3 separate regions of the Mus musculus genome follow, and regions 1 and 3 are each linked to region 2. The links are chromatin loops, found by intact Hi-C in ENCODE. Cell type or tissue: heart. All regions are shown on one strand. Region 1 overlaps Il16 (interleukin 16). Region 2 holds the start of Tlnrd1 (talin rod domain containing 1). Region 3 overlaps Il16 (interleukin 16).

Region 1 (8,000 bases), 220 kb after region 2:
TTCCAAAATACTGAATAAAGCTTGTTAGCTACTGTCTTTCTGTCTCTCAATAGGTGATGAAATTCTGGAACTCAATGGTGAATCAATGGCTGGCCTAACACACCAGGATGCTTTGCAGAAGTTTAAGGTAACTTCTCAGTCTTTGTCCATACTCTGAGTGTAAATATTATATACTAGGCCAGATGTAATTGGCATCTCAGAGGCTTACTGCTTTCTAGTTATTACAGAACTCTAGCTGGCAGGTTCAACTCAGCTGTCCTGGCTCAAACTCCTCTCCAAGCTGACTGATTCAATATGGCTTGTCTCTGCTTTTCACTGAATTGATCTGCTTGGCCTCAAACTCACTCTGGCAATTTATTCTAATTTTCTGGCTCCTTCTTATTCTCTGGCTTCAGCTGCCTCTGCTGATCTGCACCCAACTTAAACAAAATGAAACGAAACAAAACAAAATAAAACAAAACTCAACTCTACTTCTCTGAACTCACTGACTCCCCACTAACTCTCCAAACTCAACTCCACTCAGCTGAACTGACTCTCTCCCTGTTCTGCTCTTAAATAACTTATCTTTCCTGTGCTGTTCTCATGAGAGTTGGACACATCCTATATTTGACTCATTCTGTCAAATCTTTCTCTGATTTACCACTTTGTCTGCCCCTCAATTAGATATCACTTTCAAACGTGGCTGTTTCCTTCTAAAAACTAATTTTATCTTAAAGGTGTATACTAAGGATGTGTTTGTATTCCAGCCAGAGGGATTAAAGGTGTGTGTCATGTCTGTATCCTAGCTGGGTCACACATACCTAGGTCTTTAGATGAGATCCCTTGCCAGAGCAGCCATGTTGCTGGATTAAAATTGCTGTCCATTGGAGACTTCAGGCAATAAAACCAAACCCAGCATCACTTTCTTCCGCAAGGTACACAAAATGAAAAATTGATCCTTTGCAGAGGTGCCTAGCCAATGCTGGCCCTGGGCCCAGCATTAAAGAAATTCTTCTACAAAGGGGAGTATAATCAGGACTGGTGTCAAAGGATATCCAAACTACTTAAGATTTATAAAGCTGCCTCAAAGCATTCCATGAACTTATACTAGTAGATTTGTGAATATGTTTTTAGTTTTTAAGACATCACTAAAAGCTACTTTTCATCTCCATTCAGTTTGTTCAATTCATGAGTACATCATATATCATATAACATGTATACCTTGGTGCGTGTGCATGTATGTGTCATGTGTAACTTGTCACATGTCTGTACATTACCCATGCACATACACCTACATTTCCTTGGAGGAACATCTATCATTGTTACTGGGCATGTATTCTTCATCTGTCTGGAACTGCTCCAGATACGGTTACTCTTTTCCAGCAAGCCAAGAAGGGGCTGCTGACTCTGACAGTGAGGACTCGCCTGACAACACCCCCTTCACTATGCAGCCACCTGTCACCTCCTCTGTGCCGTTCCCTGAGCTCCAGCACATGTGGTGCCCAGGACAGCAGCCCCTTCTCCTTGGAAAGTCCAGCGTCTCCTGCTAGCACTGCCAAACCCAACTACAGAATCATGGTGGAGGTGTCTCTGAAGAAAGGTAGGAGTAAGGTGCCAAGTTTTTTTTTAATTGAATATTTTCTTTATTTACATTTCAAATATTGTCCCTTTTCCTGCCCCTGTCCAAGACTATGCCAGTGTCTGCCAGTCTCTGTCAGAGCTACCCAGGCCTCTATCATATGGAAACATCACAGAATGAGGTTTGCTAGCAGATAATAATATAATAATAAGGCATAAGCCTTATCCAGTTGGGTTTAAATCAGGTCCCTTCCTTCCTTCCTTCCTTTCTTCTTTCCCTCCTTCCTTCCCTCCTCTTCCTCTCCTTCCACCCCTTTATTTAGTGTGTACCTGTGTACATGCATGTGCATATCCCCCACAGAGAACAACTTGTCGGAGTTAATTCTCTCTTTCCACCATGTGGGTCCTAATGATTGAACTCAGATTATCAAGCTTAGGGACAGTTATCTTTGCAGCTGAGCACTATCTCGCTGGCTCCTCATCCTGCTCCTGGAAGCTTATCTGTGCCATCTGAACCCAGACAATATCTTTTGATGAGATGGTTAGCAAGCATATAACAGAGAACTTACTACACACACACACACACACACACACACACACACACACACCATACCATAATGGACCAGGCCCTAGACTCTGCAGTTAATATCTTGCTGAGACCTTGAGCAGCTCACTGGCCCTCTGTGGGCCTATTTTCTTTCTTCTGCAAGATGACCAAGGTTTTGTTTTTTTTTGTTTTTTTGTTTTGTTTTTTGTTTTTGTTTTTTTAATCTAGACGACATTCAGAGTTCCACAGCCATCCCCTCTGCCCAGATGATAATTCTAGAAGGCTTTAGAGGCCTGCTCTGCCATAGTGAAGCTGAGCTGAGATTGGAAGGACAAGGGACAGTGTTAGATGCAGAGCTTGTCTCCACCTACAGTGATAAGCAAGCATTCTGGGGACAGAGGGAAGACTGGAGTAGCTGGTGCAAGTGGAAGGAGGTGGGGTTGAAAGATGGAGAGGAAGGAAAGGGTTTCAACGAAGAGGCTGGGAAACCAGAGAAAGGGATAAATGAGGAGCAAATGTGTGTAGGAATGGGGGCCAGAAGCAGGCAATGGGCCCCTTGCCGGATGCATGTCTCAGTGCCTCTGCTGGACCACAAGCTTGCTAAGCCTTCACGCATCTCTGGCACAAAATCTCGGTAGCCATAGATCTGTCTTTGTACACTGCCCATAGGGCTCCTGTGGTGAAGTTCAGGGAGCAGGCATGGCATGGTATGTGGGTGAGTCATGGCGTTAGTCTGCTGCTTCTCCTGATGGCCTGCACTAGAACCAGTGCTGAGATGCTTTAAGCAGCCACATCATAGCCTCTGTCCCCGCAGATTGTTTCAGTCTTGCTTGGTGTGAGCTTCAGGGACCCACAGGCCTATTAAGCCAAAGAGCTCTTGCCCTGGTTAGGAGACCTGGGTATCAGGATCGACTTTGATCTCTGTTCACAGTGCATGTCACAGCCCATATATTTTTTAACCTTGATAACAATAACCCACAACAGCCATCCCTCTTGGTGCTGTTGGGAGAACAAACATCAAAAGGTGAAACCACTTTTTCTAAGCTATGTATGCCTAAGGAAAACCTGAAGGAGGCTCTTTCTCCTTACTACTCCATGGACCTTCCATTTGGTCCTTCCTAGCTGCCATGTTTTTGTTTCCAAGGCCTTTCCAATCTAGCCAACCATCTGTCTCCTCTGCCATTCTGGAGGTCCCCATACCCCTAACATCACCTGCATTCTGTTTGTCTAGGACCCATGTGCCCTGTGCAACCATCTTCTTCTCACATCTTCCCAGTTACCTCATGGACGGCATGAGTGCCTGTAGGGCAAGACTTCATAGGTCTGGTCCTTTCCAGATTTCCTTGTTTGAAAGCAGCCTGTCGCCCACCAATCCCTCAATTCAAGACTGCCTTGGAGAAATTTTATCATGCTATGCTTATATTCCACCCCTTTGGAGTATATTCTGTGCACTCCTGTTTCTGCTTTGCTGCCCTCTTTACCCCTCTGGACCTTTCCAGTGATCCTTGCACTTCCATTCTTAACCATCCATAGTTATCTCTCCTTGTAAAGCCAGATATATTACTAAAGATGGAAGTTAAGGTATACCACTTCCTCATTCCTGACTGTCCCATGGCATTTCTTCTCAGTCAAAGAGTTTGTTTTTGTATACCTGTGCATACAAAGCCTTTTGAGTCCAGCCCTTGATCCCTGCCCTATGCCACCTCATCTCTCTCTGCATCCCGCATTCCTGGTTGCCTGGGATCCATGCTCTTGGGTCCATCACCTCTCTGCATGTCTATCCATGTTCTGCCCACAATGGCCTTTCAGGACCTATAGCAACATGATGTATTCCTCCCAGCCCAGCCTATGCCTGGGCTGTTTCCGCTAGTCAATTGTCTGCCCTGTCTCCTCATCCTGGCTCTTTATTGTCATCCATGGTTTAGACTAAATGTAGTCCCTGAGGCATGAAGGGCTGTGCTGCCACCTTCTAACACGGTCCCATTCATTTCCTGCATAGATCACTGTCTCCTCCCCTCTTCCCACTTCCTCTAGCTCTTGCCTGGTGTCTTCCCTCTCTCATTTCCTAGTGTTTCTCCATTTGACCTTACTACACCCCCTTCTCATTGTCTGCTTTGGGCATCATTTGGTCCCCAAGTGGCCCCTGTGCACAGTGACACGCCACACACAGGGCTGGAATGAATGTTGTGTCCAAGACACTTGACAAGCCCAGGATGTCAGGGGTCAGAGACACCTAATAGGCTAGTCCCCACCCCAGAAAGGCTCACATCTTCCACTCTTCCTCCATTTTGCATTCCAGAGGCAGGTGTTGGCCTGGGGATCGGCCTGTGCAGCATCCCCTACTTCCAGTGCATCTCAGGCATCTTCGTTCACACACTGTCACCAGGATCCGTGGCACATCTTGATGGACGGCTGAGGTGAGTCCTCATTTCTGAATAGACCCTTGTCTTACAGCATGGAGTATCTTGAGTTGACCTCAGCAGAAATGGTGAAATATTCAGTCTTGATTCTGTTACACATCAACAGCTGCCATGTCAGTCACCTGGTGTGGTAAATACAATTTGGGTGTTTTTAAATCCCACCTTAGATTGTTTTGTTCCCAAACGAAAGACACAAAAGCTTTATATTTATAATAAGCCTTAAAAGTACTAGAGCTGGGCTCTAAGCTACTTGATCTATTTCCCTGTCAATAACCCTGAGATATCATTTGGCCTGTTCTACCTGGGTTGCTCTTTCAACTGGCTGGCCATGTTCTCACAATCCACCCACCACATGATACTCTCTTCCTTCTTCTTCTCTTTACCTTGTGGTCTCTGCCTCAGACCCAAAGCCTGGGAACCCAAACTCTGCCTACCTTTCTCCTGCTCAAGCCATAGGCATCTTTATTGACCAATCAGGGATAATTTTGGGGTCAAGATGACATAGCATCACTTGGTATACATAGGGATCTCTTCATCCCTGATGATCCACTCATTGGGGGCAAACAGATCTCAGGGGCCAGTATTTAGCATTGCAATGCACAGCAACAGATCAAACCTCAACAGCAGGATTGCGGTCTTCGCAGCCCTACACCAGAGCTGCTATGCCCAGTGTTACTGATTCCTAAGAAGTCTGTGTGCATGTAACAGTTAAAGAAACACGGCTTCTGAGAATGCCGGGCTGCAAGGGCAAATAGAAAGGAAGCATATTTTAACTCAGATTCAACACACAGAATCCATGGTGTCACAGATGGGCATCTCTCAGGTTTACCTGTGAGCTCTACATGCAGACAGAGGTGTTTTAAGCCAACCAGCCATGTCCATGCATGTCCTTGCTGAGAGAAGCAAAATGATTTTAGATACTGCAGTCACACCTCTACAAAGAACTCCTGCAATCAGTAAGTGATCTGATTAGGTAGAAATCATTTATCTTAGTTTAACCTGTTACAATACTTTTGCAGCTATTCTAACATCTGCCAGTGGTATAAATGCATCTGTTGCTAGGACACACTTTTGCTAAGCAGGAAGGTTTTGTCCTGATTTTCAGTTTTTTTTTTTCCTAGTGTGAGAGTCAGGATAGAGATGCGGAGCTAGGAATAGATCTGTGCTGCCATCTGCAGGAGAAGCACTGCTACTGTGCTGGGGACATTCCTGCAGAGATAGGGGCCCAGGAGCAGGGCTAGGTGACCTAGCTCTAGAGTCAGGGCATCTTGTTGCAGAATTGGTGGACCCAACTCAGAGTTGGGGTGTTTATTTTATCTCTTTTGCCCCCATCAGAGGCCCACCATGGGGTAGGGACTCTTCTGTGTTACATGGCTGGAGTCTTCAATTATTCAAAATTCAAAAAATTAATTAAAAATCCACATCCAGAGAATGTGAATCATCTTGGCAAGATAAGGGGGTCAGCTCTGCAGAAACACAGAAGGAAGCAGGGGGTGCAGAGTCAGGAGACTCAAGTTCTCATTCTGACCCAGCTGATCACTTGAAAACGACTACCTGCTACCTTCGTTTACACTAACGTTTTGTTTGAACACAGCCATGCACTGTTCTTGTTTGCTGTCCAAGGTTGCAGCTGTCACCTACAGTGACAGAGTTGAACATTTGTGACACAGACATCATGTCTTGGAAAACAAACATTTACTCTTGGCTCTTTACAGAAAAGTGTCCCTCCCCAGTATAGGTTGCAATAGAAAAGTCATTTCACCATTGATGCCCCAGTTTCTCCATCTGCAAGGGTGGAAGGAATTGGGCCATGTCTTAGGGTTACTATTGCTATGATGAAACACCATGACGAGAAGTACCTTGAAGAGAGGGTTTATTTTACTTATGCTTCCATATCACTGTTCATCATTGAAGGAAGTCAGACCAGGAACTCAAGCAAGGCAGGAAACTGGAGGCAGGAGCTGATGCAAAGGCGGTGGAGGAGTGCTGCATAGAGGCCTGCTCAGCCTGATTTCCTATAGAACCCAGGAGTGGCACCACCACAATGAGCTGGGTCTTCCCCCATCAATAACTAACTAAGAAAATGCTCTTTAGGTTTGCCTATAACTTGATATTCTGGAGGCATTTTCTCAGTTGAGATTCCCTCCTTGCAGATGATTTTAGCTTGTACAAAGTTGCCATAAGACGAGACGGGACAGTTTATATCAACAACACGATACAATCCTGTCCTTTGTATCTTTGTTTTCTGTTTCAGTGGTTGTGTTAACCAGCATTCTGTCACTGTAGCGATTATCTGAGGCAATCGACTTATAAGAAGCGAGGTTTATTCTGGCTCACAGTTCTGGAAAATCCATATGTGTCTGACCAGTCCGACGGCATGTGGGTCTGTGATGAGGAAACACATTAGGGCAGGGAGAGGAGCCAGAACAAAGTGTTCACCTCTGTCTAGAATGCTGACAAAGAGGAGAGAGCAGAGCCACAGTGGTCCCTGCAAAGGCACCCCCCCTCCAGTAACCAGAGGGCTTACGTTGGGCCCTAGCTCCTCAGTTTCACCACCTCTCAATAGCACCCAATGGAGGATTAAGCCTTTGGTGCAAAGGCCTTTGGAAGGTACCATTCTAATCCACAGCACAGCAGTTGCTAGTACAAGCAACACCCATCTTGGAACTAAAATAAGTTTCCTTGGCGGATGTTCTTGCTTCTCTTTGCAAGGACCTCTGCTGCATCCTTCCTCAGTGATTTCTTTACCTTTAGCACATGCTGCCCAGTCCTTCCTCCTCCAAGACACTCTACTTCTGGGGACATCAAGGGCCAGGATGTGGTGAATTATGTTATGGCTGGTCAGCTAGAGAGGGTAAAGCATGACTTCAATGTTGAGCAGGTCAAGGGAAGAAGGAAGGGAGAGTGACAGGTGAACAGAGTTTGTGTTGACTGCTCTGTGCATGAATCACTGGCCCAGATGGTCCACAGTGACAGGAGTGCATTGCTGCATTGACACACAAGGAGTGGGTTCCTGAAAGGTGACCCTCTTTCTGTCATAGTTGTTAGTGTGTTTTAGGCTCCTGTGGGTGCTTTTGCAGGTGTGGTGATGAGATTGTGGAAATCAATGATTCTCCAGTGCACTGCCTGACTCTCAATGAAGTCTACACAATCCTGAGCCACTGTGACCCTGGCCCAGTTCCCATCATCGTAAGCCGACATCCGGACCCACAGGTAATGTGCCATCAGGCTTTTCTCTGCCTAGGCTCACTCGATCAGTATGAACGTCAGAGGAAGAACGGAATGGAAAAAGAGATGTTGCTGGCTGGGGTTTGATCTGTACTCATCCAAACCCTTTCAGACTTTGTGTGGGAACAACTCTCTATAGCAGAGACCCACTGACAAACTCCTAGTCAGCAGAAACAATTGATATCCACGTAGGAAAATCTTATAGCTGAGTTACACGTTTCGGGACAGAGAGACAGAAACCCAGAGTC
Region 2 (8,000 bases):
TTGGGAGGAGGCCGAGGCAGGCGGATTTCTGAGTTCGAGGCCAGCCTGGTCTACAAAGTAAGTTCCAGGACAGCCAGGGCTACACAGAGAAACCCTGTCTCAAAAAAAAAAAAAAAAAAAAAAAAAAAAAAAGGAGTGTCCTACCTTATCCAGCCTTCTTTGTCATATGGCCCCATCACAAAGGTCTGGAGTTTCTATCCTCAAGGTCATCAAAAGTTCCAGGATGGCTATTGGTACTCCAACCATCAGATGGCATTCCAATCAAAGGAAATGGGAAATAAGTCAAGCTGAGGGACGAGCATCCTATTAGGGAATTGTGCACAGCCTTTCTGGTCTCATTGAGCTACCTCTCTGAGAGGGACTGGGAGTAATTATTTAGCTGTCTTTGCTACCATCTCAAATAAATTTAGGCTTGTTAGGAAAAGCATAAAGTGGAGGTTAAGAAAAGAGCTAACTAGCAACGTGAGCCTTATTGACCTTCACTCTAAGGTCAAATGTGGTGTGCATTTATTCCCACTGTAGTAACGTAGCTGATTTTTTCCATATTCATACATGGATATGAATAAACACAAGGACATTTTCTGTTGACGTTATACAGAAACAACTCATAAGAAAAGAAAAAGAACTTTTTTCTCTTCTTTTTTGAAATCATAAGGGAAATGTCATGAGCCTTCTCCCAGGGGCACATTGCTCCACCCCGTGGCTTGGAGCTCTGTCCTGGCACAGTCATGCTAAAAAACATGCACAGCTGTGGCAGATCATGTGCTCTGCAGGGCGGGGTCACCCTGGTCATTCATTCTGCCAACTGCCAAGGTAAGGTTTAGAAAAAAAAAAAATGCTGGTTTTCTTGGCCTGAAATATCTAGTTACAGAAAAATAAAAAGGTTTTTCTTTTCTTTTCTTTTTTAAGTATTGTACCACAATTGTTAAAACAAGTCAGAAGTTCCAGGGCTACTGACTGTCATCTGAGGAGGAAACACATCTGGCTCCCACTCCATTGATCTGAAAACATTTGGAGCAACTACATTTTCAACATTTGACAGACTAAGTATATTTTGGTGTTTTGGAACACTGAAGAACCTTCTTTGTCTAATGACTTACTGTTAGGCAGGTGAGACATTGACAGGAAGGTGAACTTGAAGTCCTTGGTATCATACAGGAGGGTTTGCAATAGCAGACGGGCTAAGCCATCTACAGTACACGCTACAGATTCCAGGTTAGGAGCTAAAGGGGCCATGGTAGTAAATGTCTGTACTTAGTCTGTACTTATTTCTTCTCTCTCTCTCTCTCTCTCTCTCTCTCTCTCTCTCTCTCTCTCTCTCTTTCTGTGATATTCATGTGAAGGCCAGAGATTAATATCTAGTGTCTCCCTTCACTGTTTTCCACTTAGTAATATAATAAAGCAGGTTATTTTCTTTGAACCGGGAGTTTACCATTTCTACTCATCTGGCTAGATAGCTTACTACAGAGATTTCCTTTCCTGTCTCCTTGAGGGCTGGTCCACCCAGCTTTATGTAGATCCTAGGAACCCAAACTTTGATCCCCATACTTGCTCAGCAAGGGCTTTACCCACTGAGCCATCTCCCCAGATCTTGCCCCTATGTTTGTTTTAAGTGTTGGAATTATTCAAATGTGGTCAGATATATGGTATAGCCATGGAATGAAAATATGGACCCAGGAATCCAGGACACTTTCTTCCCTGATGTCTACCATGGCACCACCAGCGAGGCTTACAGCATAACAACACTAGTAGCCATATAGAAAATAGTTTCAAGGTCTAGCTAGAGCCAGGAGAACTCAGATGGCCCTGGAATTTGAACCAGGTCTGAGGCAGTGCAGTATAGAGCTGTTGAAGAGGGGCTGGACATAAAACTGTGTTCAGTGCCTAAACGAGGGGCCAGGCTCTGAGTTAAATACTCAGGCCAAAGTGCATCCTAAGTTTAATGAGAACATGAGCCTGGGTTCATGCTGGCCTACATTCTCCACAGCTAAGGAGTGAGAACAACACCTTCTAACACTACCTGAAACCTTGCATGAGCAATATCCAAAACCTGAATGACACTGTCATCAATGAGCCCTAGGACCTGGTAGGAGCCAAACATTAACCCTTTAAGAATCGAATTATAGGGGGCTGAAGAGATAGCTTAATGGTTAAGAGCACTGACTGCTCTTTTGAAGGTCCTGAGTTCAAATCCCAGCAACCACATGGTGGCTCACAACCATCCGTAATGAGATCTGATGCCCTCTTCTGGGGTGTCTGAAGACAGCTACTTACATATAATCTTTAAAATAAAAAGAACCGAATTGTGGGACAGTCTGACAAATGGATTCTATTAACACTGTCTGGCGACTATACAAGGCACTCGGATGGGGGCATAGATACTGCCTCTGTTCTTCACAGGTTAACAGAATTGTGGAGGGAGCAAAGCTAGTAGTCCCAAACAGTATGGCAATGGCCTCAACCAGGTTCTGCAAACAGCACAGTAGAAATGAGGGACAGCCATGCCCAAGTGTGTCTAAAGGTCCAGAGAAGCTGCGTGTGAGGCAGCAACAGCCTGAGTTAATCTGTAAGTACTGACCACCAGGTATCATCGTGACCAGGAATGGTTAGTGTTGGCTGCCTATGGTCCCTAAGTCCTGGGATTCATATTTTTTCCCACTGGCTGGTGGAATAGGCTATGAAACGATCATCTTGTGCAAGCAGCCTTACTATGGTACCAGTGAGGCTTATAGCAATAGTAACATCATAGGATACCCTGGGAAACAATTGGAGGAAATCCTCACTCTCCTAGATACTAGAAGCTGAATACTCCAGCATTTGTGTCAGTGTCTTCACTGGGCCTGTGCACAGCTTCCTTGCTCACTATAGAAGCAACAGAGAAGATAAGAAACTGAAAGCCAAAGTCTTGCCCCAAGTGTGTTACTGGACAGGATCAGGATGTGTCAGAGGGCTAGAGAATATACCAACTATGGAGGATAGTCTTATTCCATGGTGATTCTGCACTCTAGCCAGTAAGGAGCTCTTATGTACCAACTGTGATGAATAATATAAAGGGGATGGGACCGCATCCTTCAGTTGTAAATTGTTCTTCTCCAGGAGAAGTGTTATTTGTTGTTGATGATTTTAGGCTAGGTCTCGCCTAGCCCTGGTTGCTTTAAACTCCTTACATTGGCTGGCAGATGATCTAGAATTCCTGATCCTGCTGCCTCTATCTCCCAAGTGCTAGTGTGTGACACCACACCTGGCCAAGGCCGATACTCAAGGAGAATGAACCAAGGTGTCTGCAAATGTGTAAGAAAGATCATCTGAGACCACTGTCCACCTGTGAGCACAAACATAAAACCAAGAAACCCAAGTCCAAAGTTATGATATGGCCAAGACTGCTCCTTACCAACCACTGGGTGGCACTGTATACCACAGACAGCTTGGTTGCTTGTCCACAAATTCTGGGGGTATACCATGAATGTCTAAAGTTCATACAAGTGAATATTATTTCCTATAAAAAGGACATTCTGATACGTTATCGCACTGATTAACCTCAATGACATTATGCTTAATGAAATAAGACAGACACAAAAGAACGGAGTGCTTCAAATCATCAAGTTCACGGATGAAGTTGGTAATGGCCAGAGACTAGAAGAGAGAATGGAGAGATGTTATTTCACAGGTAGTGTGTCAGGGAAGATGAAACTTTTCTGAAGGTGGATGGTGCTGGGCACAGTACCTCCCCCCTCAAAAAAAACCTCCCAACCCCCTACCCATCCAGCAGTGACAGGAAGAGCAAGGTGAGAAGGAACAGGGAGATCTTAGATTTGGTTTCCACTGCTTTGGTTTGCAGGTCACCTCGATTTCCCTAGCACTGATCAGAATGCATAATTCTGCCTAACATGACCTAAACACTTAGTATGCAGTACTTTGTTTGTTTGGTTTGGTTTTTTGAGACAGGGTTTCTCTGTGTAGCTCTGGCTGTCCTGGAACTCACTCTGTAGACCAGGCTGTCCTTGAACTCAGAAATCTGCCTGCTTCTGCCTCCCAAGTGCTGGGATTAAAGGCGTGCGCCATCACTGCCCGGCTAGTATGCAGTGGTTGATCTGCTGTCCATTTTTGTCCTGTGCTTTTACTGAGTAAACAGTAACTGGGAGCACTTATTTGTGAACCTTCCCTTCCGGGACTCTTATCTTCACAAGCAGAGGCTGCTCTATTACAATCTATAGTGTAAGCGCAGTGCCTTGAACAAGGGCTGGCACATGGTAGACACCCAGCGTTTGAGCTGTAAGTGAACAATGGCAGGAGGTAAACAAGAAAGAACCTGGAAAGATCAGTTTAGGAAGAGTGACACTATCTGAAAAACGAAGCCTTGGTGGCAGGCACCTTTGCCTGCTGAGCTATCTTACTGGTCCCTCTCTTAGGTTCTCAGAGTTAAGGAAACTATTTTTTAGGATTCACTGCTATTCCTGGGTTACCAGGGAGGAAGTAGCCCTATAGAATTCTTGTTAAGAGAGCCATTGGTTTTACTGGCTTCAGTTTGCAGAGACAGTTGGTTCACCTAAAATCTAAAGCATCTGCAAGGGCATTTTTTTTTAATTATTATTTTTGATTATGAGTAGGGCGGCTATCCAGGTTTTTACCGGTTGTTCCTCATTAACTTATATTAATAACTTGACTCATAATTTATTCTGTAAACTATTGGGGTTTGGACGATAAATTTGAGGCCATCCAACTTATAAATAACACTTATAACTGGCTTAAAAATGTAGGACGTGGAGGTCCTACGAAGAGACAGAAGAACAAACATTTCCATTGGCTGAGCACACACTGGCAGTGCTGGGCACCAGCAGAAGACTTCAGGGCTCTTGAGAGAGTGCTTTACTGGGAGGAGGCCCAGGTGTTCCAGGAGTTTCTGGCAGACAAGGTCTGCACAAAGAAAGGGAGTGGGTGTGGCCAGTGGGTTTAGGGGACCTTCTCTTTTAGCCACTGCTGTTGTTAAGAGCCTAGGGAGTCACTTAGTCCACCTGGCCACAAAGCCCTATGGCACAGGCCTACAATCACCAACTACAGACCCTGAAGGAGGATCGCCAGAAGTTCAAAGCCTGTCTGCACAGTTAAATTAATAAATAAAAAGTACAGTAGCTCAAGGTCCTCCGTTTAATTCCTCGTTACAGGGCGGGGAGCCATCTGGGCCACCAGTTTCCCAGCCTGTAACCCAGAGATAACAGTGTTTACCTCCAGAGACTGGCTCTTTACTTAACAATGGTTGCTATTATTCCATTATATAGATGGAGTCAGGAAAGGGCGAACTGCTGATCAAGGCACATTGGAATTCTAGCCAGCTGGAACCGAGGTCACCATACACTACCTGACTACAGTAACTTGGGAGAGAAAACTTGCCCAAGGTCACACAACTCCTAAACGGCTGGGGGGGGGGGGGGTAAGACCAACCTCAGGGAGGGTCTATCACTGAGTCAAACAAGCTGTGGGGACTCAAGCGTGATCAGAGCTCCTTTTCACTGTTTCACGGAAACCCACCCACAGGAGAGGGTCCAACACAACAAAGGGCGGAGGAGGGCTTGCAAAAGTCATCGAATCTCAGAGGTGACTGGAATCCGGAGGCGGTGGGGAGATCCCGGGAGTAATGAGTGGCATCCTCCCCAAGCAAGCAAAACAGATCACCTTTTACACTAGCTCCCTCGGCAGGGAGGAAGCATCGAGTCCTGGGGCATGCTGAGAGCTTACGTAAGGCCACTAGCGGCTGCGCCCCGGTGTCCCCAGGGTATACACAGCGCCTGGGCGCGGAGCGAGGGCGGGCCTTCCCCACCACACACGCTTCCCAGCCTCTCCGGATGCAGGGACCACCGGCCCCAGGGCCGCAGCGTCGGGGCTGGGCGCGGCGTCCTCCCACGGCCCCCAGCTTCCCGGGGGAGGAGCAGCGCATCGCGCAAGCATCCGGGATCGGCGGAGGGGGCGGGAGGAAGGGCGAGAGGAGGAAGCGGGATTTAAACGAAAGGCGGTGACGCCACACAAAAGATTCCTATAGGCTCCGGGGAGGTTACGGCCGAGGTGGCGGCGGCGAGCCGGGGGCGAGGCGGACGCCAGGAGGCGAAAACTGCAACCGTGCGCGGGCAGGCGGGTGTCCCCTGGCCTGCGGTCTCCTCCCTTCCTTTCAGTTGCTCGGAGGTCGCTCGGAAGTTGCTGGTTGACAAACATGGCAGGAGTCCGGGCCCGGGTCGGCCTCCGCGACGCCGCGCTCACCTTCTGAGCCGACCACCCTGGGGCGTCGGATGCGCGGGGCCCGCGGGCTCTGCGGGGAAACACAGATGGAATCTCCACGACAGCCGGTCGCCGGCCGCAGGCCATTCAGGAGGGGAGGGCGTGCCGCCGCGGCGCCGGGCCGCGCACTCTGAACCGCCAGGCGGGAAGGCGCGGCCGCCCAGCACCCTGCGTTGCAGCCTCCCGCCCGACTGACTCCGCGCGGCCGCCACAGAGCCAGCCACGCCCTCGGCCCAGTGGCCGCCCAGCGCCCTAAGAGCCGGAGCAGGAGATGCGGCCGCGCGCCCCCGGGCGTCAGCTCCGGCCGCCGTCGCCAGCCTGTACCGTCTGGCGGGGTCGCCGCCCCTGAAGCCCACGTGCGCTGCTGAGCCGGATAGCCGCAGCGCAGCGGCTGACAGCAAAGCCTGCCGGGGCCGCCGCCCGCGCTCCTCTAGGAGCAGAGGATTTTGATTTCAAAGGAAGGAAGGAAGGAAGGACAACTCCCAGCCTCCCCGTCCCGCCCTCTCCGCTCCGGCGGCCCGGCCGGCCATGCCCAGGAAGGTGGCGACAGCCCGGCAGCGGGGACTTTTCTGGTAGGCTAGTGAAGAGGGGCGCGGACTAGGAGTCTGCCGTGCCCCGGCTCACGGTTCCCGCGAGCTACACAGCGCCCCGAAGAGCTTGCCGCGGGCTTGGGCCCGCCCTGCGACGCCCGGCCACCGGCCGCCGCCACCCGGATCTCTGTGCCCGCCGCGGTGGGTGGCATGATGGTGCGCGGAAGGCAGCGCGGCCCTGGCCAGCTGAGTCGCGGCGGCGGTGGTAGCGGGCTCCCCAGCGGCATGCCAGTGCCCCCTGGGCGCGATGGCTAGCGGCAGCGCCGGGAAGCCCACTGGCGAGGCGGCTTCTCCGGCTCCTGGGAGCGCCGTCGGCGGGGCCAGCTCGCAGCCGCGGAAGAGGCTGGTATCTATCTGTGATCACTGCAAGGGCAAGATGCAGCTGGTGGCCGACCTGCTGCTGCTGTCTAGCGAGGCGCGGCCGGTGCTCTTCGAAGGCCCCGCCTCCCCTGGCGCTGGTGCGGAGTCCTTCGAGCAGTGCCGGGACACCATCATCGCGCGCACTAAGGGGCTGTCCATCCTCACCCACGACGTGCAGAGCCAGCTCAACATGGGCCGCTTCGGAGAGGCGGGAGACAGTCTTGTGGAACTGGGCGACTTGGTGGTGTCGCTGACCGAGTGTTCTGCACATGCGGCCTACCTGGCAGCCGTGGCCACACCGGGCGCTCAACCTGCACAGCCAGGCCTTGTGGACCGCTACCGTGTGACACGCTGCCGCCACGAGGTAGAACAAGGCTGTGCTGTGCTGCGAGCCACCCCACTGGCGGACATGACCCCACAGCTGTTGCTGGAGGTGTCGCAGGGCCTGTCTCGAAACCTCAAGTTCCTGACGGATGCGTGCGCCCTGGCCAGTGACAAGTCACGGGACCGCTTCTCTCGCGAACAGTTCAAGCTGGGCGTCAAGTGCATGAGCACAAGTGCATCCGCGCTGTTAGCATGCGTACGCGAAGTGAAGGCGGCACCCAGCGAGCTGGCCCGCAGTCGTTGCGCGCTCTTCAGTGGGCCCTTGGTGCAGGCGGTGAGCGCTTTGGTGGGCTTTGCCACCGAGCCTCAATTCCTGGGTCGCGCAGCTGCCGTGAGCACTGAGGGCAAGGCGGTGCAGACCGCCATCCTGGGAGGTGCCATGAGTGTGGTGTCGGCCTG
Region 3 (8,000 bases), 190 kb after region 2:
GGCTTTAAACGTAACCGTCTCTCAAAATCATCACTCAAAAGTACAGAGCTGTAAGTGATGGCAAGGTTTGGTTAGCACATTTCTCAGTCTAGAGAGAAGGAAACCGAGCCCCGAGCAATGATACAGCAAGTTCGGAGCCATGAGGAAGTCAGCTCTGCAGGCTTCAGGACCCACCCTCCACCTCCTCACACAATTCTGGTGAGGAGGTCACCAAGTTTGACATCTTAAAAAAAAACAACAACTTGTTTGAGATTTATTATGTGTGTGTGTGTGTATGTTTTGCCTGTATGTGTATCTGTGCACCACATGCATGTGTTACCCATGGAAACCAGAGGAAACAGTGATGTAAGAAGGTATTGGGTCCCCTGGAACTAGAGTTACAAATGGTTGTCAGCTGCCATGTGGATGCAGGGAACTGAACCCCAGTTCTCTGGAGGAGTTTAGCCAGTGTTCTAAACTGCTGCACCATCTCTCTAGCTTCTTCTTTTAAAATAAAATTCTTGTGACAGAGTATACATACTCATGTGCGCATACATGGGTACACACACACACACACACACACACACACACACACACACACAGAGAGAGAGAGAGAGAGAGAGAGAGAGAGAGAGAGAGAGAGAGAGAGAGAGAGAGGTTTGAGGACAAACTTGAGTGTCATCCTTACAAATTCTACCTCCTTGAATGCCGGCTATGATATTAGCCTGGAGATTGCCTATTAGGCTAGACTGGGCAGCCAGTGAACCCTAGAGATCTTTGTGTGTCTACATCGCCAGTGCTGAGATTAGTTCACCATCATGCCAGACATTTTTGTGGGTGTCAGAGATTAAACTCAGGTTATCATCTCACACAAAGAACACTTTATCAACTGACCCATCTACTCAGCCTCCAGCTTGGCAATGAAATAAACTCAGAGCACATAAGAATACTGTGGCATTGGTGTTCCAGACACAGAACGTCTAAAAACATGTGCATTGCCTTGTTTCAGGAACTTTTAGGTTGCAATTTTTTTCCTCAGTGACGCAACATTGCCACTAAAGTCTGATCTTCATCCATCGGTGTGTTTCTACGTCCGCCACAGTGGTATCTAAGGAGACGTTCCAGCCACACCAGGCTAAAGAGTTTTCCCACAATTATGCAGATGCTTACTGTCAGGGCCCTCATTAGGTGCAGCTTTTTGGAGCTTACAGTCTGCTCACATTGCTGAGGGAAAAGATCAACTGCCATGAGACTTACATCGGAGATGGCTTTGTTTGGGGGATATGGAGTGGTAAGGCAGGAGGGCCCAAATAAATGGTCTCACTGCCCTGGAGAGCAAAGTCATGAGACAGGAATGTGCTCCAGGGATTAATGGAGTCCCATGAGGGATCAAGATGGCTTCTTCTGGATCAGGCCTTCTTCAACCAACACTGAAAATCTCAGAGAAAGATTCCCTCAGGTTAACAGAGCCCCTGCCCTCTCATCCAGGTGGGAAGGGAATGGTTTGTTCTGTTTCCTGTGATTTTTCTGCCACCTTCATCTGACTAGCCAACAATTTCTATTTTAGATAAGGGATTTTTATAAGAAAAAAAGATTCTACTATTGTTAACAGTTGAAATAAATATCATGTTAATGATTTAGCTTGGGCCTGATTACAATGTAACAAACATCTACTGTTAAGCTGGGTGTGGTGGCTGGGTCCTATAATCCCAGTACTCAGGAGGATCAGAAGTGAATGGTTATCCTCTCCATACTGAGTTCAAGGTCAGGCTGGGCTACAGGAGACTCTGTCTTAAAAGGGGGAAAAGGTACTGGGAGAAATAGCTGCCCCCAAAGAACTTGCTGTATATGCAGGAGGACTTTAGCTCAAATCCCCAGAACCTACATTAAGAAAAAAATAAAAAGCAGAATTTAGGGCTTAGTGATGGGAATTTGTAATCCAGCACTGAAGAGTTAGACAGGTGCCTCCACATACACCTGCCTATGCAAGAACATACACATACCCATGCAAGAACATACACATACCCAAGCAAGAACACACACACACCCATGCAAGAACATACACATACCCAAGCAAGAACACACACATACCCAAGCAAGAACATACACATACCCATGCAAGAACACACACATACCCATGCAAGAACATACACATACCCATGCAAGAACATACACATACCCATGCAAGAACACACACACACCCAAGCAAGAACATACACATACCCATGCAAGAACATACACATACCCATGCAAGAACACACACATACCCATGCAAAAACACACACATACCCATGCAAGAACATACACATACCCATGCAAGAACATACACACACCCCATGCAAGAACATACACATACCCATGCAAGAACATACACATACCCATATAAGAACATACACATACCCATGCAAGAACATACACATACCCCATGCAAGAACACACACATACCCATGCAAGAACATACACATACCCATGCAAGAACACACACATACCCATACAAGAACATACACACACCCATGCAAGAACACACACATACCCATGCAAGAACATACACATACCCATGCAAGAACATACACATACCCATGCAAGAACATACACATACTCCAGACAAAGGAAAAGAAAGGAAAAAGTAGATATCATTTCATCATTCAAGTACATTTTTGCTAATTCATGAGAGCTGAGTCTTGTATGTCATGTCTTGCCTATTGTGTATTCTCACAACTAGGAAGAGGGCCCAGTACATAGTAAGTTTTAGCAAAATTTGTGAATGATCTTGCTAGTTCGGTGCATCTATATGTAGTTCTTTTTACTGTATTTTTTATATTCTGTGGTTAGACTATTATAAAGTATTTAAAAATGTATAGATAACACAAGTACAGTCACAGTAAAAACTTTTAAACATTATTTTAAGATGAGTTTAGTGTGCTGTGTCTCATGTGTATACCATTTTCTCTTTACTTTCATATTATTAGACAGTTAGAAGTGGAAATATACAGTCTGAATACACACCTCAATTGTGCTTCAAGAATAAGGGTCACCCTTGGATGGGTAGTTATTTCCCATGCCTAGTGGGCCTGCAAAGGTCCCAAAGCCACATTAATATACATTGTCCCAATAGCATGCATGAAATGGAGCTGATACTGGAGAGGAGTCTTCACATTAGAGTTGGGACATGACCTTACCTGACTGTTGTAATAAAAAAAGTATCTCTTGGATATTAGGTGAGATATTCTAATATGCTCAAAGAAAGAGTTCATATACTTAATTTTGGAAATCAGAGCCTTAAGAATTTAACCAAATCAAACTTACTATTGTATATAATCACAGCTTTCATAGCTATTGAACAATTTCCCATATTAGCACAGTTAAAGATTGGTAATCTTGCTCAGGTTAACACAGCGCCATCTGCTGCTCGATAGAAAAATGACAGCCTAGGCGTCTGCCCAGACTTAATCTCTGATTTTCACATTGACTTTCACAGGAAATAAAAGGGAATTGATTTGTGGTTTCTTGTGTCAGAAAGGATATAGCTTTAGTTTTTAAGGCTGTTACTGGACTTCTGGGTCCATACTGCTTACAAATCCCGCCAGGTTAACTCCACTAGTTGCAGAAAATTCTTTCAAAATTCAAGAGAAATAGAACAGCAGCCAATGGACGGAGCTTAACTGTGCTCTGGCACCTGTGAGAGATCTCTGTATGCCATGTAATGCAGGTGGACTTGAATTCAGGGAGGCTCAGTAGCCTGCCACCAATGGCACAGCAGAGGAAAGCTTTGAAATAAATGGGGCAGATGGGAGCAGTATCTTCAGAGCTGGCCTGCTGTTGGGGACAGGGTGCTGATTAAGAGGCACCAAGTGAGAGTTCGAGGCAGGACAGAGGGGGGCTTCCTCTCTTCAGATGTTGGAGAATGTGTACCACTTGGCACATGTAATTAACCAGGCCCTTCCATAGCTGCCTTCTCAGACAGGTAATTATGTTAGATAGAATAGGGGTCTCCAGCACAGGGCAGTACTAAGTGCCTGACCCCAAATCCCTAAGCTCTCTATAGCTACAGCTTTCACATCCAGTGAAAAATATCCAAAGGTCATTTACCAAGCCATTCAAATTCAACAGCCCACAGATATGCTTTTGTTTACCGAGTTTCCCATCTATAGGTTCCCTGAAACACACCCACACCACCCCCAACATGTGTGTGCTTGTGTGTGTGCATGCATGCACTGTTGTGGAAGTAACTGATTAAACCAATGTTTTTTTCTTTTTTTTATTAGGTATTTTCCTCATATACATTTGCAATGCTATGCCAAAAGTCCCCCATACCCTCCCACCCACCCACCCTCACTTTTTGGCCCTGGAATTCCCCTGTACTGGGGCATATAAAGTTTGCAAGTCCAATGTGCCTCTCTTTCCAGTGATGGCCAACTAGGCCATCTTTTGATACATATGCAGCTAGAGTCAAGAGCTCCGGGGTACTGGTTAGTTCATAATGTTGTTCCACCTATAAGGTTGCAGTTCCCTTCAGCTCCTTGGGTACTTTCTCTAGCTCCTCCATTGGGGGCCCTGTGATCCATCCAATAGCTGACTGTGAGCATCCACTTCTGTGTTTGCTAGGCCCCGGCAAAGCCTCACAAGAGACAGCTATATCTGGGTCCTTTCAGCAAAATCTTGCTAGTATATGCAATGGTGTCAGCATTTGGAAGCTGATTATGGGATAGATCCCTGGATAAGGGAGTCTCTAGATGGTCCATCCTTTTGTCACAGCTCCAAACTTTGTCTCTGTAACTCCTTCCATGGGTGTTTTGTTCCCAATTCTAAGAATGGGCAGTGTCCACACTTTGGTCTTCGTTCTTCTTGAGTTTCATGCGTTTAGCAAATTGTATCTTATATCTTGGGTATCCTAAGTTTTGGGGCTAATATCCACTTATCAGTGAGTACATATTGTGTGAGTTCCTTTGTGATTGTGTTACCTCACTCAGGATGATGCCCTCTAGGTCCATCCACTTGCCTAGCAATTTCATAAATTCATTCTTTTTAATAGCTGAGTAGTACTCCATTGTGTAAATGTACCACATTTTCTGTATCTATTCCTTTGTTGAGGGGCATCTGGGTTCTTTCCAGCTTCTGGCTATTATAAGTAAGGCTGCTATGACAATAGTAGAGCATGTGTCCTTCTTACCGGTTGGAACATCTTCTGAATATATGCCCAGGAGAGGTATTGCTGGAACCTCCGGTAGTACTATGTCTAATTTTCTGAGGAACCACCAGACTGATTTCCAGAGTGGTTGTACAAGCCTGCAATCCCACCAACAGTGGAAGAGTCTTCCTCTTTCTCCACATCCTCGCCAGCATCTGGTGTCACCTGAATTTTTGATCTTAGCCATTCTGACTGGTGTGAGGTGGAATCTCAGGGTTGTTTTGATTTGCATTTCCCTGATGATTAAGGATGTTGAACATTTTTTCAGGTGCTTCTCTGCCATTCGGTATTCCTCAGGTGAGAATTCTTTGTTCAGTTCTGAGCCCCAATTTTTAATGGGGTTATTTGATTTTCTGAAGTCCACCTTCTTGAGTTCTTTATATATGTTGGATATTAGTCCCCTATCTGATTTAGGATAGGTAAAGATCCTTTCCCAATCTGTTGGTGGTCTTTTTGTCTTATTGATGGTGTCTTTTGCCTTGCAGAAGCTTTGCAACTTTATGAGTTCCCATTTGTCGATTCTCGATCTTAGAGCACAAGCCATTGCTGTTCTATTCAGGAATTTTTCCCCTGTACCCATATCTTCGAGGCTTTTCCCTACTTTCTCCTCTGTAAGTTTCAGTGTCTCTGGTTTTATGTGGAGTTCCTTAATCCACTTAGATTTGACCTTAGTACAAGGAGATAGGAATGGATCAATTTGAATTCTTCTACATGATAACCGCCAGTTGTGCCAGCACCATTTGTTAAAATGCTGTCTTTTTTCCACTGGATGGTTTTAGCTCCCTTGTCAAAGATCAGGTGACCATAGGTGTGTGGGTTCATCTCAGGGTCTTCACTTCTGTTCCATTGGTCTACTTGTCTGTCGCTATACCAGTACCATACAGTTTTTATCACAATTGCTCTGTAGTACAGCTTTAGGTCAGGCATGGTGATTCCACCAGAGGTTCTTTTATCCTTGAGAAGAGTTTTTGCTATCCTAGGTGTTTTGTTATTCCATATGAATTTGCAGATTGCATTTTCTAATTCAATGAAGAATTGAGTTGGAATTTTGATGGGGATTGCATTGAATCTGTAGATTGCTTTTGGCAAGATAGCCTTCTTTACTATATTGATCCTGCCAATCCATGAGCATGGGAGATCTTTCCAACTTCTGAGATCTTCTTTAATTTCTTTCTTCAGAGACTTGAAGTTCTTATCATACAGATCTTTCACTTCCTTAGTTAGAGTCATGCCAAGGTATTTTATATTATTTGTGACTATTGAGAAGGGTTTTGTTTCCCTAATTTCTTTCTCAGCCTGTTTATCCTTTGTGTACAGAAAGGCCATTGACTTGTTTGAGTTAATTTTATATCCAGCTACTTCACTGAAGCTGTTTATCAGGCTTAGGAGTTCTCTGGTGGAATTTTTAGGGTCACTTATATATACTATCATATCATCTGCAAACAGTGATATTTTGACTTCTTCCTTTCCAATTTTTATCCCCTTGATCTCCTTTTGTTGTCTAATTGCTCTGGCTAGGACTTCAAGTACAATGTTGAATAGGTAGGGAGAGAGTGGACAGTCCTGTCTAGTCCCTGATTTTAGTGGGATTTCTTCCAGCTTCTCCCCATTTACTTTGATGTTGGCTACTGGTTTGCTGTAGATTGCTTTTATCATGGTTAGGTATGGGCCTTGAATTCCTGATCTTTCCAAGACTTTTATCATGAATGGGTGTTGGATTTTGTCAAATGCTTTCTCCGCATCTAGGGAGATGATCATGTGGTTTTTGTCTTTGAGTTTGTTTATATACTGGATCACACTGATGGATTTCCGTATATTGAACCATCCTTGCATTCCTGGGATGAAACCTACTTGGTCAGGATGGATGATTGTTTTGATGTGTTCTTGGATTCGGTTAGCGAGAACTTTATTGAGAAATTTTGCATCTATATTCATAAGGGAAATTGGTCTGAAGTTCTCTATCTTTGTTGGGTCTTTCTGTGGTTTAGGTATCAGAATAATTGTGGCTTCATAGAATGAGTTGGTTAGAGTAGCTTCTGTTTCTATTTTGTGGAATAGTTTATGAAGAACCAGGATTAGATCTTTTTTGAAGGTCTGATAGAAGTCTGCACTAAACCCATCTGGTCCTGGTTTTTTTTTTTTTTTTGGTTGGGAGACTATTAATGACTGCTTCTATTTCTTTAGGGGATATAGGACTGTTTAGATCATTAACCTGATCTTGATTTAACTTTGGTACCTGGTATCTGTCTAGAAACTTGTCCATTTCATCCAGGTTTTCCAGTTTTGTTGAGTATAGCCTTTTGTAGAAGGATCTGATGGTGTTTTGGATTTCTTCAGGATCTGTTGTTATGTCTCCCTTTTCATTTCTGATTTTGTTAATTAGGATGCTTTCCCTGTGCCCTCTAGTGAGTCTGGCTAAGGGTTTATCTATCTTGTTGATTTTCTCAAAGAACCAGCTCCTCGATTGGTTGATTCTTTGAATAGTTCTTCTTGTTTCCACTTGGTTGATTTCGCCCCTGAGTTTGATTATTTCCTGCTGTCTACTCCTCTTGGGTGAGTTTGCTTCCTTTTGTTCTAGAGCTTTTAGGTGTGTTGTCAAGCTGCTAATGTGTGCTCTCTCTAGTTTCTTTTTGGAGGCACTCAGAGCTATGAGTTTCCCTCTTAGAAATGCTTTCATTGTGTCCCATAAGTTTAGGTATGTTGTGGCTTCATTTTCATTAAACTCCAAAAAGTCCTTAATTTCTTTCTTTATTCCCTCCTTGACCAAGGTATCATTGAGAAGAGTATTGTTCATTTTCCTTGTGAATGTTGACTTTCTATTATTTATTTTGTT

The links. A loop is a pair of places that touch in the nucleus more often than their neighbours do. Peaks named below come from ENCODE experiments on the same cell type or tissue, not always from the same donor. Only the 100,000 strongest peaks of a DNase experiment are listed, where the experiment ranks them.
Region 1: it touches region 2 in a loop (5-fold over the local background); 21 of 42 quality-filtered maps call a loop at or near these places.
Region 3: a loop joins it to region 2, with 6 times the contacts of the local background. A loop is called at or near these places in 7 of 42 quality-filtered maps.

What each region holds. Positions count from the first base shown.
Region 1 is chr7:83,666,613-83,674,612 of GRCm38, reverse strand. It overlaps Il16 (interleukin 16), which reads left to right. Exons shown (of 19, transcript NM_001360087.1): 7 at 54-127; 8 at 1,363-1,579; 9 at 4,404-4,521; 10 at 7,605-7,737. Among named protein-coding and RNA genes, the nearest start is that of Stard5, 39 kb to the right of the region's middle. In heart, a CTCF peak has its summit at 5,706 (motif pointing left); a DNase peak (open chromatin) is centred at 5,702.
Region 2 is chr7:83,882,326-83,890,325 of GRCm38, reverse strand. It overlaps Tlnrd1 (talin rod domain containing 1), which reads left to right and starts at 5,985. Exons shown (of 1, transcript NM_030705.4): 1 at 5,985-8,000. The coding sequence starts at 7,105. It also overlaps a transcript of Mesd not described here. In heart, CTCF peaks have their summits at 3,405 (motif pointing right) and 6,054; DNase peaks (open chromatin) are centred at 735, 5,885, 6,485, 7,365 and 2 weaker places; H3K4me3 peaks cover 3,181 bases; H3K27ac peaks cover 4,817 bases.
Region 3 is chr7:83,691,403-83,699,402 of GRCm38, reverse strand. All of the region lies in intron 2 of Il16 (interleukin 16), which reads left to right. Among named protein-coding and RNA genes, the nearest start is that of Il16, 37 kb to the left of the region's middle. In heart, a CTCF peak has its summit at 3,384 (motif pointing left); no DNase peak of the experiment used is centred here.